Linked DNA regions of Homo sapiens: region 2 is linked to region 1. A link is a loop called in an ENCODE intact Hi-C map of the cell type or tissue named here. Cell type or tissue: endothelial cell of umbilical vein. All regions are shown on one strand. Each heading gives the region's core, and the rest is flanking DNA. Links, peaks and the distances in the headings are about the cores only.

Region 1 (7,764 bases), core at 1,161-6,160:
ACTTCACCTGGGAGTTAGATGCTATGCAGATTCTCAGTCCTCACATCCGAATTACTGGATTGGAATCTCCCAGAATCTAGTTATTGAAATTGCTCCAGGTGATTCGTAGCCATATTGAAAGTTGAGAACCGTGAACTAGACAACTTTTGAATTTCCTTTCAAACCTGAGTTCTCACCTTCAAAATGAGGAGCTAGAACCCCTTAAGAGACTAGACATTAGTAATGTTCTTGTAGATAACATCTTTGCTATTTCTCTAAAAGAGATTCCCAAAAACTACCAGTATCTTTACTGTTGTTGGGAGCATCAAATTTAAATACCAAGGAGATTCAGGAAATGTTATAAATTAGACCTTCTAAATGGTGTGCCATTATAGACATTTCATTTTCATATGTACTCAATTTCATATACCAACACGCTAAGGACTCCAAGCAATGCTTTCTTGGTTCATATCTGACCAATACCACATGTTCAGTCACAGCTAAAAGGGGCCCCATGACTTATTTTGATCCAACTCCAGGAGGAAACCCAGTGCCTGGGAACCTACAATCCTAATATCTTGGGTCCTAGTGTATGTAAAATACCATCCAAGTATATTTCCCCATTCTCAGTACCAAAAGGAAAAAAAGAAGGCAAAAGACTTGTACAATCTTTTTCCAGTCTCCCCACCCCCGCACAAATTGTATTCTGCACACATGCTGAAGCATTAGCATCGGCTGATTTGGAAGGAATATTGGAAATGAAGTGATAGCAGAGTAAATGTCAATGCATTCAGTGTGACACCGTGAGCACCAGATCTTAAACAGCTTCATCATTGTGGCATTTACTGTATCCTGAAATAATATTAATCCCACTGTTGTCCTTCTTGATGGAATCATCCATGAATATGGTTTATGGGCCTGGCCAAAGTGATAATAGGTTAAAAGAACAGCCTATCCAGTGTTCCACTAAATTAAGGTCGCTTCATGGAATTTAATGAAACAAGTGCTGCATGGGGTTTTCAAAGGACGTTCTTGTAATTCATGTCTATTTAGGGCTCCTGATAACCAGAAACCTAATTTCTTAGAGTAAAATAGCTTTCTGTAAAGCCTGGTCATATAGAAGAATAAAAAAGAAAAAACTTTAAAGGGCAATGATCAGACTTCCACTGTAATATTTTGTTATTTCAAATCCAAAGTTTAAGCAAAAAAAAAAAAAAAAAAAAGTTGGGAGGGAGCAATAAGACATTTTGAATAAAACAAAATATGAAAATTAATCAGATCCATATGTCATTCTGCAGCTGAATGCTGAAATAAAGATTTGGTCCTACCCACTCCCTTTAGCCACATACCTAGGGAAATAAAAAGGTCTTGGGATATAGGAGGCCACCGCATGCTAGAAATGATGAGAAATGAAATAACTGTTCTGACTTTGAGAGTGGTAGAGGGAAGACAATGGCAAATGTTTCTAGGCAGGTATTCCCATTCCACTTATCAAGGCTAAACAGGGCTCACACATTTAAACCTTCTCCAAGAGAGCCATAACCCCAGACTAATGTCCCTAGAGGTATTGGAACATTTCTTTACCCTTGCCAAAGACTAAGTGAAAGTATTAAACAATCGCAGGTATTTATTTTGAATCCAATATGGGTAGAAAGGACATTCCATCTATTTTAAGGTAGAGGTAAGTCCCAAAGAGATGCATTGAATTCTTTTTGAACTATTCCTTTTCTTGTCCCCTATCACCAATAACTTGATGGTTTTTCTGGTTACAGTGGAGATCACAAATTCAAATACCAATAGAGGACAGACAGGTAACTTAAATGGGTGAAGTGAGCTAGGAGAAATAGACATTGAGACTATGCTCAACAGGGGAGTGCTTGTCCCTTTAAGTCCCTTTAACAAGGAGAAGCCCATGTCAAGCTTGAGACCATTGGTTCTGTGCAGGAACATAGTGTTGCTATATTTTCAAGAGATTCCAGAAACTTTAAAATTTTATGTGAAATAATCTAGCTCTTAAGTGGCACAATTTAATTTTCTTTCAATTATAGGACGTCATGACTGTGGGCTGTGATCCTAACTCAGCTTTCAGATTAGGAGTTTGTCACTCTTGACAGAGCAACAGCCAGCAATGTCATTGAGGCTTTGAGGCACTAGGGTAGAAAAGAGAAAGTGGTATTAAATATAAACCCAAAAAGTATGTAGAACAATGCATAAATCACATTATATAAAGAGAAGCCATTACTCTATCTAACCCACTTTCTCTATGCATTGGGCCTATTTGCAGTCAATTTTCAGTTAATTTTGCTTTCTAGGCAAATCTTTGTAAAGGGCCTGAGGTCAGGGTTATTTTCTCTGACTCCAAGGCAGGTAGGGAGGGTCTGCAGCCACCCACTACCTTCTCAGTGACCCTTGCTGTTGGTCTCCATGAAAAAGTCCTCCTTTCCTCCCCGATCAGCCAAAGTCTATTCTGAGCTTCCCCTTTTCACTGAAAATTCAGAAGGCTGCCTCCCTGTCTCTCAGTCTATTTCAGTTATATTTCTCAAGGCAAAACCGGGTTAATTACCCAGAAAGTTGGCCGTCATTTAAGGGCCCGATTTACTTAGACCCAGAAGCCACATATGTGATAGATTCAGCACAAGTTCCCAGGGCAGCCTCCCTGATCCCCAACCCACGCATGGTAGGATGACCCAGTTTTTCCGCCTCTAAAATGCAAAAGGTGTAGTCTGGCCACAAACAAGGGCCCAGGTGCCTTCTGGGCAGGTATCCCCCGACTGTAAGCCAAGTAGAGAACTGTAAAAAGGCAAGCACTAGCCCCCAGCCACGGCCAAGGAAGGAGAAAATGGTGAAACTACAGTAGCTGTGCAAGCCCATGTGCCCATGTGGGTTGGAGCAGAACAAGGTCTCCAGCTGTCTGAGTGTTCCAGGAGAAAGCGCAGTGTGAAAGTGCACACTCTTTACCATGCATGGCCTAGCTCAAGGATGTCTTTTCCTTGACACTGTCTCTGCCAACTCCTTCTTCCTTTTTCTCCTGTGAGCACATAGCAGGTACGGTCTATACTGCGTGACACCTTGTCTTGTTCTACTATTTAACTCTTTTTGTGTCTAGACCTGAACTCTATGATGAACTATTTAAAAAGAGGTATATTTGTGATACCACTCTGCATTCCACACAGGGCTAACACTGAGCCCTGAGTGTATGTGCAGCCCAGTTCACATCTATGAAAGGAAGAGAGGAAAGAAGCTGTCCATCAACATACAAAAGTCAAACTCAGCCACAGAGGGAAATTCCACTACATAAAGGATACAGTCAGAGGATAAAAAAGTGGCACACATTGATCAATTAACAGTTTATAAAATGGGGTTTTCAGGCCAGGTGCCATGGCTCATGCCTATAATCCCAGCACTTTGGCAGGCTGAGACAGGCAGATCACTTGAGGTCAGGAGTTTAAGACCAGCCTGGCCAACATGGTGAAACCCCATCTCTACTAAAAATACAAAAATTAGCCGGGTGTGGTGGCACACACCTGTAATCCCAGCTACTGGGGAGGCTGAAGCAGGAGAATTGCTTGAACCTGGGAGGCAGAGTTTGCAGTGAGCTGAGATCGCGCACTGCACTACAGACGGGGCAACAGAGCCAGACTCCGTCTCAAAAAAAAAAACAAAAATGATTGGATTTTTAAGCTGACATTCCAAGTTCCCGGTCACAATAACCTGAAGTGAAATGGTGATACAATTTCTTCACAATCTTGTGATTCAGCCTTAATACATTCTTAAAATACTTATTTGGGTCTATTCATAACAACAATAAAAACCTATTACGACAGGAAATATATCCCCTAAAATATATTCTGATACTTGACAAAAAAAAAACACACACACACACACATTTGTCTTCCAATAATGCCAGAGGCCACTGGTTTGTAGTCAATTCAGAAAGAAGTCATTCATGAGGAATGTTTTTGGCTTCCAAAAACATTCAAAAAAATCAGAACAATGGAATCTCCTTTGGCAAATATGAGACATGAGACTATTTCCTCAGGGCAATCCAGATGTATCTCTGAGGACTCAGCTCCATAGGAATCAACATGATCTCCAGAGAATGGTGCAGGTCAGCTGGGGCTGTCCTCTCTCCACTACCACCCAGGCTTGAGCTCCCTTTCCCTTGCTCCTGGTCACTCTACTAACTTCCCAACTGGGCTCCTCTACATCTCCAAAGGAAGGTACTTTCTTACCTTTGCTCCAGTCAAGCTGAAATATTCACAGTTCCCTAGATAGGCCCTGACCCTCTCTGGGTTAATGACTGTGCTCAGTCTATTTTCTCTTCCTATAATGCTTTCTTCTCTTCCCCCCTACAATATTCCACTCCAGTCCATGATCCCATTCTTCCAACATGAGTCATTTCCTCAGGAAGACATTCCTGATCATTTCAAAATCTCCTCAGATGTGTCTCTCTCCTCCACCATATTTTTTTTTTTTTTTTTAGGCGGAGTTTCCTTCTTATTACCCAGGCTGGAGTGCAGTGGTACGATCTTGGCTCACTGCAACCTCCACCTCCCCGGTTCAAGCAATTCTCCTGCCTCAGCCTCCCGAGTAGCTGGGATTACACGGACCTGTCGCCGTGCCCAGATAATTTTTTTGTATTTTTAGTAGAGACGGGGTTTCGCCATGTTGGCCAGGCTGGTCTCGAACTCCTAACCTCAGGTGATCTGCTCGCCTCAGCCTCCCAAAGTGCTGGGATTATAGGCATGAGCCATCGCATCTGGCCTCCTCCACCATTATTTCTTTATCCATGGCACTTAGAGCATTAGACTTGAATGAGAAAGTAATCAGAGCTATCTATTTTCTTTATCGTTATGACACTTGGTACCTAACACTATGGCTACATAAAGAGCTGATCAAGAAATATTTATGAATGAATCCTTCTATTAGGTCTGAACTGTATCCTTCTATAAGGTATGAACAGGCTGAGAGGTCTTGGAAGTGGAAGAAATAAAATGGGATTCCATCTCCAGACTTGAATTCTTCTCCCAGAGGCAGAACACCAGAATTGATGGGAGCCAGGCACAGTGGCTCAGGCATGTAATCTCATCACTTTGAGAGGCCAAGGAGGGAGGATCGCTTGAGCCCAGGAGTTTGAGACAAGCCTGGGCAACATAGCCAAGACTCCATCTTTACCAAAAATAACAAATTAGCTAGACTCAGTGGTATGCGCCTGTAGTCCCAGCTACTTGGCAGGCTGAGGCAGGAGGATCTCTTGAGCCCAGAAGTTGGAGACTGCAGTGAGCCACCATTGGGCCACTGCACTCCAGCCTGGGTGGCAGAGTCAGACCCTGTCTCAAGAGCACAAAACGGCTGATCTGATGAAGCACATAGTCTTATTTCATGCCTCAGTGAAGACCAGAATGATTGGCTGTGCCCAAAAGAAGGGCACAGAGTCCCTCAAGAGGGGTGAATTTAGCTTCTCCAGAAGGGCACCTAGAGCAACAGAGACTTTCCCTCTGGGCAGCAGAAAAATGTCCACAATGCCATCATATGGTATAGAAATGTACTGGGCTTCTGTTGTTTTTGCCAGAACATGTTCATTTCTCCCCTTTTCTCCCCCCATCACATGGTTCAGGTTCAACCATTGTCTCCCTCCCTGAGTAAAGAAAAAAATTATTCATGACACTTTTTAAAGAATGGTAAGGGAGACTTTACTGAGGGAAACTATCAAGATAGTTATAAGGACTACTGCAATGGGGCCTTGCAGTGGGGAGAGAAATTGGGCTCAACTCTGAATACAATGAGGAAAAGTAGAAATTTCTAGCCAGTTGGGGGCAGGGGGACGGTGTGGATGGATGAAAAATTACTAAGAGGAAACATCGGGGGTGAGAGGTGATTCTGCCTAAACCAAACTAACAAGATTATTGCTGAAGGCTGCCTAGGGGAGGGTGGGAGTGAAGAATTTGGTGAGATATTTGGCAATCAGATACTAAAGGTGGGGGATTCTGGCTAAATCAGCTTAACAAAATTCTTGTCAAAATTGGGTGATACAAAGACAGACATGAAAGTACAAAAGTCAAGGCCTGGTTGGGAAGAAGAAAATTCAGAGGATTCTGACTAAAGTTTGGTCAAGTAAAGACTCTTTGTTACTCCCAGCATCCAGGAGGGGTCAGCAGGCCTGAAGCCAGAGCTGCCCAGAGAAAGTCAAGTCAAGGACCTAACAAAACCAGTAAGAAAGAGCTGCTCTCCATCTACTGGGTTGCCAAGCTGGAGCTCTTGCTGTTCACTTTTTCTAGCATGTGGGGAGGGCCTAAGAATGAAGGCAAGACAGAAGACAGCAGAGCTGAGAGGTGGTGAAAGAAGCAATGTCCTTATCTTATCACTAAGTCGCTGTATCCTTCCATGCCTGAAGTCAGTGCACCCTTGGACTTCCCAATAATATGAGCTTATATATTCTTTTTAGTTTGTTTAAGCCACTAGGTTTCTCTCACTTACAATCAAGAGTTGTGACTGAAACAATGGGAACCACTTTGCACCGAGAGGCAGACTGCCGGCTTGCTGTTCCCTGCTGTCTGACTGTGTGACCACAGGTAAGCTCCTGGGACTTTTCCATCTGATTACATGAAGCCATCGAACCAGGCTGATTCCTAAAGTTCCTAGTAGCCCTTGTTAGATATGAGTTCTAAATTTCAAAGAATCAATATGTCAGTATGTTCAATTCTTTGCCTTCTACTTTTAAGCTTAACTTCCTCGTAAAGCAACCTTTTCCGATTACCTGCTCCACCCTGACTAATTCCAATAACCTGCTCATTCTCCACCCTGACTCATTCTGATTTCCTGTTCTGCCATAACCATTTTTTCCCACCAAACCACTCACCCCGTCACTCTCTTTAAATTAACCAATCGGAATTAGTTTAGCCTGTGCGGTCTAACCCTAGCCAATAAGGGAACGACACAGCAGCAGGGGCTACGTGCGTCAGGGATAAGAACCCCTTCCCCTCCCTTGTCCAAGTGTGTGCTCACCATTGCTCCATCTGTAAGGGCGCACCCTTCTATAGAAGTACACTGCCTTGCTGAGAATTAAAAAGAACATTTTACATTCGAGTGCTATGTCTTTTGTGGCACCAAAACTCCATTTTTAACACCCTGACATTCTCTAAGTCACTCTCTAGACTGGACATTCTAGAGCAATGCTAAATCTAATTAAAACATAATTCTACAACTGATCTGCCATATTGTGATAATGATCAATGCTTTTGCGCCATTTTTAATTTTTTTTTTTTTTTTTTTTTTTTTTTGTCTTCAGTAGTAGTTTTGCTTTTGACAACACCAGAACAGTGTGAAGCTCTTATTCCCTCACTGGGGGGCTTTGACATCTCACCACTGGGCTGAAAGAAAGTTATTTAAAACAACTTCAGTTCTGAAGCCATCCTCATAGGGTTAACAATTCTGGACAGAAATAGAGTTATAATTAAGCATTAATCAGGCTTCACTTCGGCTGACTTCCTTGTAACTGAAAGTCATGGAACACTGGATACTGACCGTTCACATCCCCGTTGTTCCTATAGACAGGATTTCTGACATTAGATAGAATCGCCGATGTTAGAATCATAAGGCTTTTGTTTAAGAATTGATTAAGCAAATCCTGAATTCCAGCAGAACAGCTGATGTCAACCAGTTTAAACACCCCCTTGGAGAAACCGAATCTGCATGAAAATAGAATTTCTTCATCTGCCTGTCTCATGACTTCACCCTGCACCCTCCCATCGATCAATGATCTCTACTTTGAACCCCTTAAAAACC
Region 2 (7,764 bases), core at 1,164-6,163, 180 kb before region 1:
CAGCAGGAAGCAGTTACCACCCCTATGCCTGGAAGAATAAGAAGAGAGATGGTTCCTGGGACCTACAGAAAGCCACATCTACAGAAGAGGGCTGCTTAATAGGAGCTACGGCTTCCTTGGAGGGGTACAGTCACTGACAACCAGGGGCCACTGGCGAAGGAGTGGGAAAGTAAATATAAGCATCTCACTGCCCCCTGCCCTTCAATCTCCTGCCTGCCATTAGCCAAACCCAACCCAGAGGCCAAGGAAGGCATGAATCATTCCATAAGTATCAGCCACCTAGGGTACCAAACCCGACGAAGAAGGATAAAGAATGGGTCAGAATGGGCACATGAAGAATACCCAACACATGGTTAAATTCATCTTTCTGCTTATATCTCTGTGGCATCCGAGCATAGCTGGGAAAATTGCACAGCCATGCTGATAGATCTCTCATAAGACTAATACTGTAGACTTCATGGGGGCTTATAACATTACCCAGCAGCCCTTCCATATTTACTGATAAACTCACTTTCTCACCATCTTAGAAGACCATCAGCTCCCTGCCCCACCTCACTGACTTTGCCTGATATTTTACGAACAAAATAGAACCAACCATAAAAGAACTAACTCATTTGCCCACCAAATCTATCAACCCTCCCACATCTGTTCCTGTCTTCTTTACCAGCCTTCCTGACCCAAAGATGACCTGTCCCTCCTCTTATCCAAGGTCAATCTCTCCACTTATGCACATAATTCCATCCCCCTCACTACTCAGAAAACTGGCTTCTGAAATTACCTACCTTTTCTCTCTCCTGCATCTTAAAACAAAATAAGTTTCAAAATTCTTGCTTACACTCTCAGCCCCACTGATGTGCAGTTCCATGACTGTGCTGAGCATATTACTTATTGGTTCTAACTGCATCTTAAAATGCTCTTAAGACACTTCATGGCTTACCGCTTCACTTTATTCAGGTCTCTGCTCATATCTCATTCATTCTTCCCTGATCATCCAATGAAAATAGACTCTGCTCCTACCCTGCTGTTCTCCATCCTGTTTACCCTAAGTTTTCTTCATAGCAGTTACCACTAAGTGAAAATACTGCGTCTATTTAGTTATGCCTTCATTTTTGTGTAGCTCCCACTAGAATCTACTAATAAAGATTTCACAGATCTCGTTTACTACAGTATCTCTAGTATTTGGGACAGTGTCTGATTTATGATAGGCTTTCAATGGGAGATGACAGGGAGGGAGAAAAGAATAGAGGCCTTGCTGGTGAGACTATTTGCTTGCTGCTCCAGCAGAAATCAGGCTCACGAGATGAAATGGCTCAGGTCTTGGTACCTTAGGAATAGGTCTTTATCCAGAAGCTAGAGTATAAGCAAATATGGGAGAAAGTATGTAAATAGTGAAAATTCCAAAGTCCTGACTTTAATCCTGTTTCTGGCACTCCTAACTGTACCACTTTGGGCAAGTTACTTTACCTCTCTGTGCTTCTATTTCTTTATTTGTAAATAGAGAAGGATTGAGAAGGGAATAGATGTAGAAATGTTTTGTAAATTTTAAAGCATTATGTAATTACTTCTTCAGAACTACCGGATTCCATTGATACTTTTTATTTTTCAACTCTGACATTTTCTTCTTATTTTCAATTTAAATTGTTTCCTAGCAATAACATGGTCAAGACCATTACCCATCACATAGTCATATGACATATGATATTATGGCATTAGTGTTTAATATGTCATTTAGTCTCTAGTCTAGTGTTTAATATGTCACTTAGTCTCTTTTCTGAGTTGTGGGTGTTTCAATTCTCATGGCTCAGAAGTGTAAAAACTATATTTTTAGCCAGAAATCTTACATAGACAAAGCAATAAAAATATATAAGACTACTTAATACTTTATTAAGTAGCCAAGTGAAGAATGGAATTTAGGTTAAAAAGCCCTTGTTTTCCATTTATTCTGCCTACACCCAGAAGTCTACGGCACTTAGGGCATGTTTGAAATACCCTGGCTTACACGTTGGGATTCTTTGAGCATCTAGACCAGCCCTTCTTGCCTTGATATCCTCAAGGAGTTGCAGAGGCTAGTGGAAATTGGAATTGTCCATATCTGAGAAAAATAAATACTGATAAGCATGGCAGTAAAGTGCCAGCCATGAGATCAGGGGCTCTCAGGCTTCCCTCCTGAACTCTATGCCTGCCAATCTTGGCCACCTACCTTTGTGGTGGATTCTAGGTTTGCAGAGCTCCAAATAATAGCACAGTGTTCTGTGCTTCATTGAACACCCTTGAAAAGTCAGCTAATTGTATCCCTATTCCATTCTTCCATTCTCTTTCAAAATAATAGAATCCACTATTTTTATCTTGGTATATTCCCAGTCTCCTCTGCAGCTATGCATTACCATCTAACCAAGTTCTGGACAGGGGAATATGAGCAGAAGTCATGTAATCAAATTCCAGGCTGTGTTCTTAGATGGTAACGGCCCTCTCTCCTCTTTTCTCCATCCTCTTATCTGGGTCATGGATATGGAGGAGCTACTTTGGACCATTCATTCTTATAAGGAAAACACACTAAAGATAAAGCAAAACAAAGCAGAAGTAGCTGGGTCTTTAGACAACCTTGTTGAACAGAGCTCCATGCCAGCCCTGGGCCTCCTACTTCCTGGCTATTATAGGAAGGAAAAATAAAGTCTATCTTATTTAAGTCACTTTTGTCTGGGGCCTCTGTTACATATATAGGTGAACATTTATCCTAACTGATACGATAAGTAAGGTCAGAATCAAAAGAGCATCACCTCTTCCCCACTAGTCCTCCAGTCAAAACACTCAAGCCTGAAATCAATGGATGAATACAGTCCCAGGGAAAACACTGGGAGCTACCTCCCTCCAGCATTCCAGATCCAACCCTTCCTTCTTATCCTAAGGGGAGGAGCCATTGGGATAAGGCAGGGCCGACAGCCAGGCAGCTCCTCTCTGTTCTATCTTTTCATGCTCTACAAGCCTGATTGGTGCTGTCCACCTCCAGAACCAGTGGTCATGGCCAGCCCACAGTGCCCCACATCCAACGAGGGCCTTGGGAATATGATAAGCTCTGATGAGTGTGGCATCTAAAGGTGGCAGCTGAAACAAATCAGGGCCCCTGTTTCCAACTGTGCACAGCCCCAATGCCAGCCAGAAGATGGCAGCACCACTCCCCATGCCTGGCATACACACCCACCCCAATCCAGTCCCAGGCCGCATCCTCCCATACATTCTATCAGATACTGGCTCCAGAAGAGATTTGTTCCAGAGAAAAGGTGTCCAGGGAAATGCAATACATTTTAATTGAATTTTAGCAAATTTCAAAATAATTATACTATGCTCTATAAAAGTTTTATTTATGTATGTATGTATTCATTCATTCATTCATTCATTCATTCATTCATAAGAGACAGGGTTTCACTCTGTCACTCAGACTGGAGTGCAGTGGTATGATCATAGCTCACTGCAATCTCAAACTCATGGCCTTAAGTAATCCTCCCACCTCAGCCTCGCAAGTAGCTGGGACTAGAGGCACTCACCACCATATCTGGCTAATTTTTTTATTTTCTAAATTTTTTTTGCAGATGAGATCTCACTATGTTTCCCAGGCTGGTCTTGAACTCCTGGCCTCAAACAATTCTCCTACCTTGGCCTCCCAAAGAGCTGAGATTACAAGCTTGAGCCATCACACCCAGCATAAAAATATTTTTAAAAACCTTTGCAGCATTGTTTGATAACCATGGCATTTTCCTGGGACCACTCATTTGTATAGCTGAAATCTTGACCATATGTGATGTTCTACATAGGGTATGTGTGTCCCTAGACACTTAGTCCTCTCAGTTAAAAAGGGAAAGGAAAGGTCCTGAGCTGAATGCAGATGCTGGTGCTCAAATCAGCTACCCTTCACTTTCCCAACTCACTCTTCCCTGAACCTTGCTCACACCCACCTTGGAAGATTCCAGGGTGTTCTAGCTACAAGGAATCTTGAAGGTCATCGAACCTGGTATTTTTTCTTGCCTTTTAAACAAGGTTACCCTTGATGAAAATGAAATCTTGTATGGAATCCTAAAACAAATAAAAGCAGAACTTCACTAGTATATATTTACTTCATGAGTTCAAATATGCTACGTATAATATAAAATATATCACTGCTGGCTCTAAGACTGATTTGATTAATGTAAAAACTTTGAATAATTACAAACATATTATCCTCAGCATCCAAAGTATTATGTTATTTTCACTTAGTAGCACAATATTTAGAAAATACTCATTCATCTAGCTAAGTAGTTGGAAATGGCAACAGTTTTGTTTTAAAACAACTTGTCTTACAACTTGGATTTCTGTTCAACTAAATTTACCCAGAAGCTTGCAAGAAAAGTAGTAGGAAATATCTGTTTCAAAGTTGAATTGTTGGTAACACCTAATAAATTCTTGCATTTCTAATCATAAAGTCAGAACGGATCATTCATTCTAGCTCTTGTGTGATGTTTTCAAGATGCAAGAGAGTCAGTTGTGGTGATACAAGCAAGTCTTATGAAATGAGAAGAGCATATGCAAAAAAAAAAAAAAAAAAAGCAAATATGCCATAGTCACAAACTCACTTGTGCTACTTTGTGTCAGTGGAGACAGGCATCAGTCATGTTAGAATTTGAGAGATAGACTAGTGCAGAATATCAGTATTCCTCATCAAATGTGCATACCCACATGACAAAGTTTTATTGTGACATTCATTCCAAATGAACCTAGCAGCACATTTTAACACACTGATGTTCTCAGATATGTTAAAATGTGAAATAAAATACATCTGAATGTATGTTATTTTTTACAGTGTTTTCAATAGTTAAGATATATTTTGCAAGAGAAAAATCAAATGAAAAGTTTCCAGAACTCCTAAAACTCCTCCATAGAGCCCCCTAAGATTCCATGGAACTGAGTCTGAAAACCATTCCATGGAAGTGAGTTTGAAAATCAATCATGAAGACCATATAAGGATTCCTAGTCCAAACAGGCATATCTAGTTGCCTAGGGCCACTCTGGAAGTTTGTGACAGAATCAAGACTAGGGCCTGGGTCTTCTGGCTCCCATTCTAGGCTCTTTTCCACCAGACTGACCTGTCTGTCATAGAGGGACATGCTATCACATCTCTCATCCAAGGGAAAGTTCCAGATGTGGCATCTGAGTCCTAAGGTCCCAAAGGAGAAACCCATTTAGATGGACACATGCCTAGGAATGTGTCCATCTAAATGGGCTATGACTATGAATGCTAAAGCTTTCACAAACCCTAAAATTAGGAAAAGTATAAACCCCAAATTTATGCCTTGAAATTAGGCTCTCTTAATTTATACCTTCTTCATTTCTAAGTTGCTAGAGATGCGATGAGTAGGGTGTGACCCCCTTGTAGCTCAAGGCCAGTGTTTTTTAATCCATGGTTTTCTACGTTAGAACTTGATCTCCAAGCCAATTGGTGAGGGTTATAGTAATTTCCACAGGACATTGCATTAGTTTGGTAGCATTCCCATAACAAAGCACTAAAAATGGGATGGCCTAAATAACAGAAGTTTATTTTCTCACAATCAAGGAGGCTGGAAGTCCAAGATCAAGGTGTGGGCCAGGTTGGTTTCATTCTAAGGCCTCTCTCCATGGCTTTTAGGTGGCCATCTTCTCCCAGTGCCTTCACATTGTCTTCCCTCTTCATGTGCCTGTGTCCTAAGCTCTCTTCTTATAAGGACACCAAATACAGGGGATTAGGGCCCACCCTAATGACCTCATCTTACCTATTACCTCTTTAAAGGCCTTATCTCCAAATACAGTCACATTCTGGGTGACTGGGGGTTAAGACTTTAACATATAGATGGGGGAGGTGGGGATAAGGAGGACACAATTCAGCCTGTAACAAGGATAATGGTTGATTGGGGCTGCCAACCGTAAAGAAATGGAGCATAAGGACCAAGATAGGAACACCTGTCAGTGATCTGATCACTCCATTCTCCTCCTCCATCCCCTTCTGGACACGGTCTTAGAGATCCTAAGGGAAAGGCTGAAAACTATGTTCAAACACCCCCTAACTTCATGTTTCTGTGCAGATTAGATATGTGGGGTTAGCAGAAAGGCAGATAAAATTGAAAACATCAGGATAGATTTTGGTACTTTTACTTTTTCTAATTTAGCACTGTAGGCTTAAATAACTTAAAAAAAAATACTGGTTTAAGATTAAGAAGGGTATATTTTGAAGGTTTCCAAATACTCAGAATGCTAACAGGTTGGAGAGTTTGATAATCCATATACATTTTTAAATCTATGAAAATTTAGGCTTTTAAAATCAGCTTTTATTCACAATTCGTAATTGCAAAGATATGGAACCAACCTAAGCGCCCATCAGTCAACAAGTGGATAAAGAAAATGTTGTCTGGATACACCATGGAATACTACTCAGCCATAAAAAAGAACAAAATAATGTCTCTCACAACAACTTGGATGGAGCTGGAGGCCATTATTCTCAGTGAAGTAACTCAGGAATGAATAACCAAAGACTGTATAATCTCACTTATTATAAGTGGCAGCTAAGCTATGAGAACACAAAGGCATAAGAATGATATAATGGACTTTGGGGACTCAGGGCATGGGGAAGGTGGGGGAGGGTGAGGGATGAAAGACTACATATTGGGTAAAGTGTATACTGCTTGGGTGACGGGTGCACTAAAATCTCAGAAACCACCACTAAAGGACTTGTCCATGTAACCAAAAACCACCTGTACACTGAAAACTACTGGAGTAAAAAGTTTTTAAAATCTGCTTTTATAAACAAACCCTAATTTTGTTAATAAACAAACAGCCTTTAAAGTGAATACAAAGGGCAAAGGATCCGATTATAAAAATACGCAGAGAGCGACAACAGGCTACAAATGGCTGATCTATATATAAATGATGCTCAGTATCACTCATTAGAGAAATGCAAATTCACTCATTAGAGATTAAAACAACATACCCCTTTTCTACTCATCATTAAGAAAAAGATTTAAGTATTTATTTGACAACATGCAGTGTTGGAGAAGGTATGAGAAATCACATTGTTGATTGATAGATATATAATTCAGTGGAGAAATTTTGCAGCATTTGTAATCTAGAATCAGCAGTGAAGCTTCTAACATTTTCTGTGCTAGAGAAAAGGTTTGTGCCCAAACTGCTGAGATGAGTTTCTCCAGAATCATCTATCATTGAAAAGCTGTCTCTCCTCACAAATTAGGGCTTAGTAGTGGACCATTTAAGAAAGGCTTTGAGGTTAAAGTATATTTATTTATAACATACTACCTCAAAACTTTCAGTTGTTCTTAATGCCAAGTCAGTCAATAAAAAGAAACTTTGTTCTCGTGTAGTCATATATAACCACACCTGCCATTTCTTCCTTTCAGATGCCTTCAGGATGAAGTCTCTGCCATGCCACCACCCCATTCCCACTGACCCACAACAGCCCAACCTCATCACTTTATACCCTGCTACAGCCTCCATCGGTATAGCTGCCGATAGCTCCCTCTCTACCTTAGGCAGTGCCTCCCTAATTCATTATTTGTATTGGGTTATTTATTGTTTAAGAACCTTCAGTGTCTACCCATTACCTATTTCATCTCTTTCAAACTTCTCAAAGGACTCAGTAATATGGGCCCTCCAAACTCTATTTTCTATCACTTCTTTCAATGAAGCTTACAGTCTAACTAGTCACATTTCTCCTTTACACAAAACCCATGCTCATCTCCAACTCTATGC

The links. A loop is a pair of places that touch in the nucleus more often than their neighbours do. Peaks named below come from ENCODE experiments on the same cell type or tissue, not always from the same donor. Only the 100,000 strongest peaks of a DNase experiment are listed, where the experiment ranks them.
Region 2: it touches region 1 in a loop (4-fold over the local background); 1 of 110 quality-filtered maps calls a loop at or near these places.

What each region holds. Positions count from the first base shown.
Region 1 is chr2:67,913,529-67,921,292 of GRCh38, forward strand. No RefSeq gene overlaps it. Among named protein-coding and RNA genes, the nearest start is that of LINC01812, 92 kb to the left of the region's middle. RefSeq lists an enhancer at 6,122-7,321. In endothelial cell of umbilical vein, for the core only: no CTCF peak of the experiment used is centred there; DNase peaks (open chromatin) are centred at 4,103 and 4,293; H3K27ac peaks cover 2,248 bases.
Region 2 is chr2:67,730,673-67,738,436 of GRCh38, forward strand. No RefSeq gene overlaps it. Among named protein-coding and RNA genes, the nearest start is that of LINC01812, 91 kb to the right of the region's middle. In endothelial cell of umbilical vein, for the core only: a CTCF peak has its summit at 3,117 (motif pointing right); a DNase peak (open chromatin) is centred at 3,149.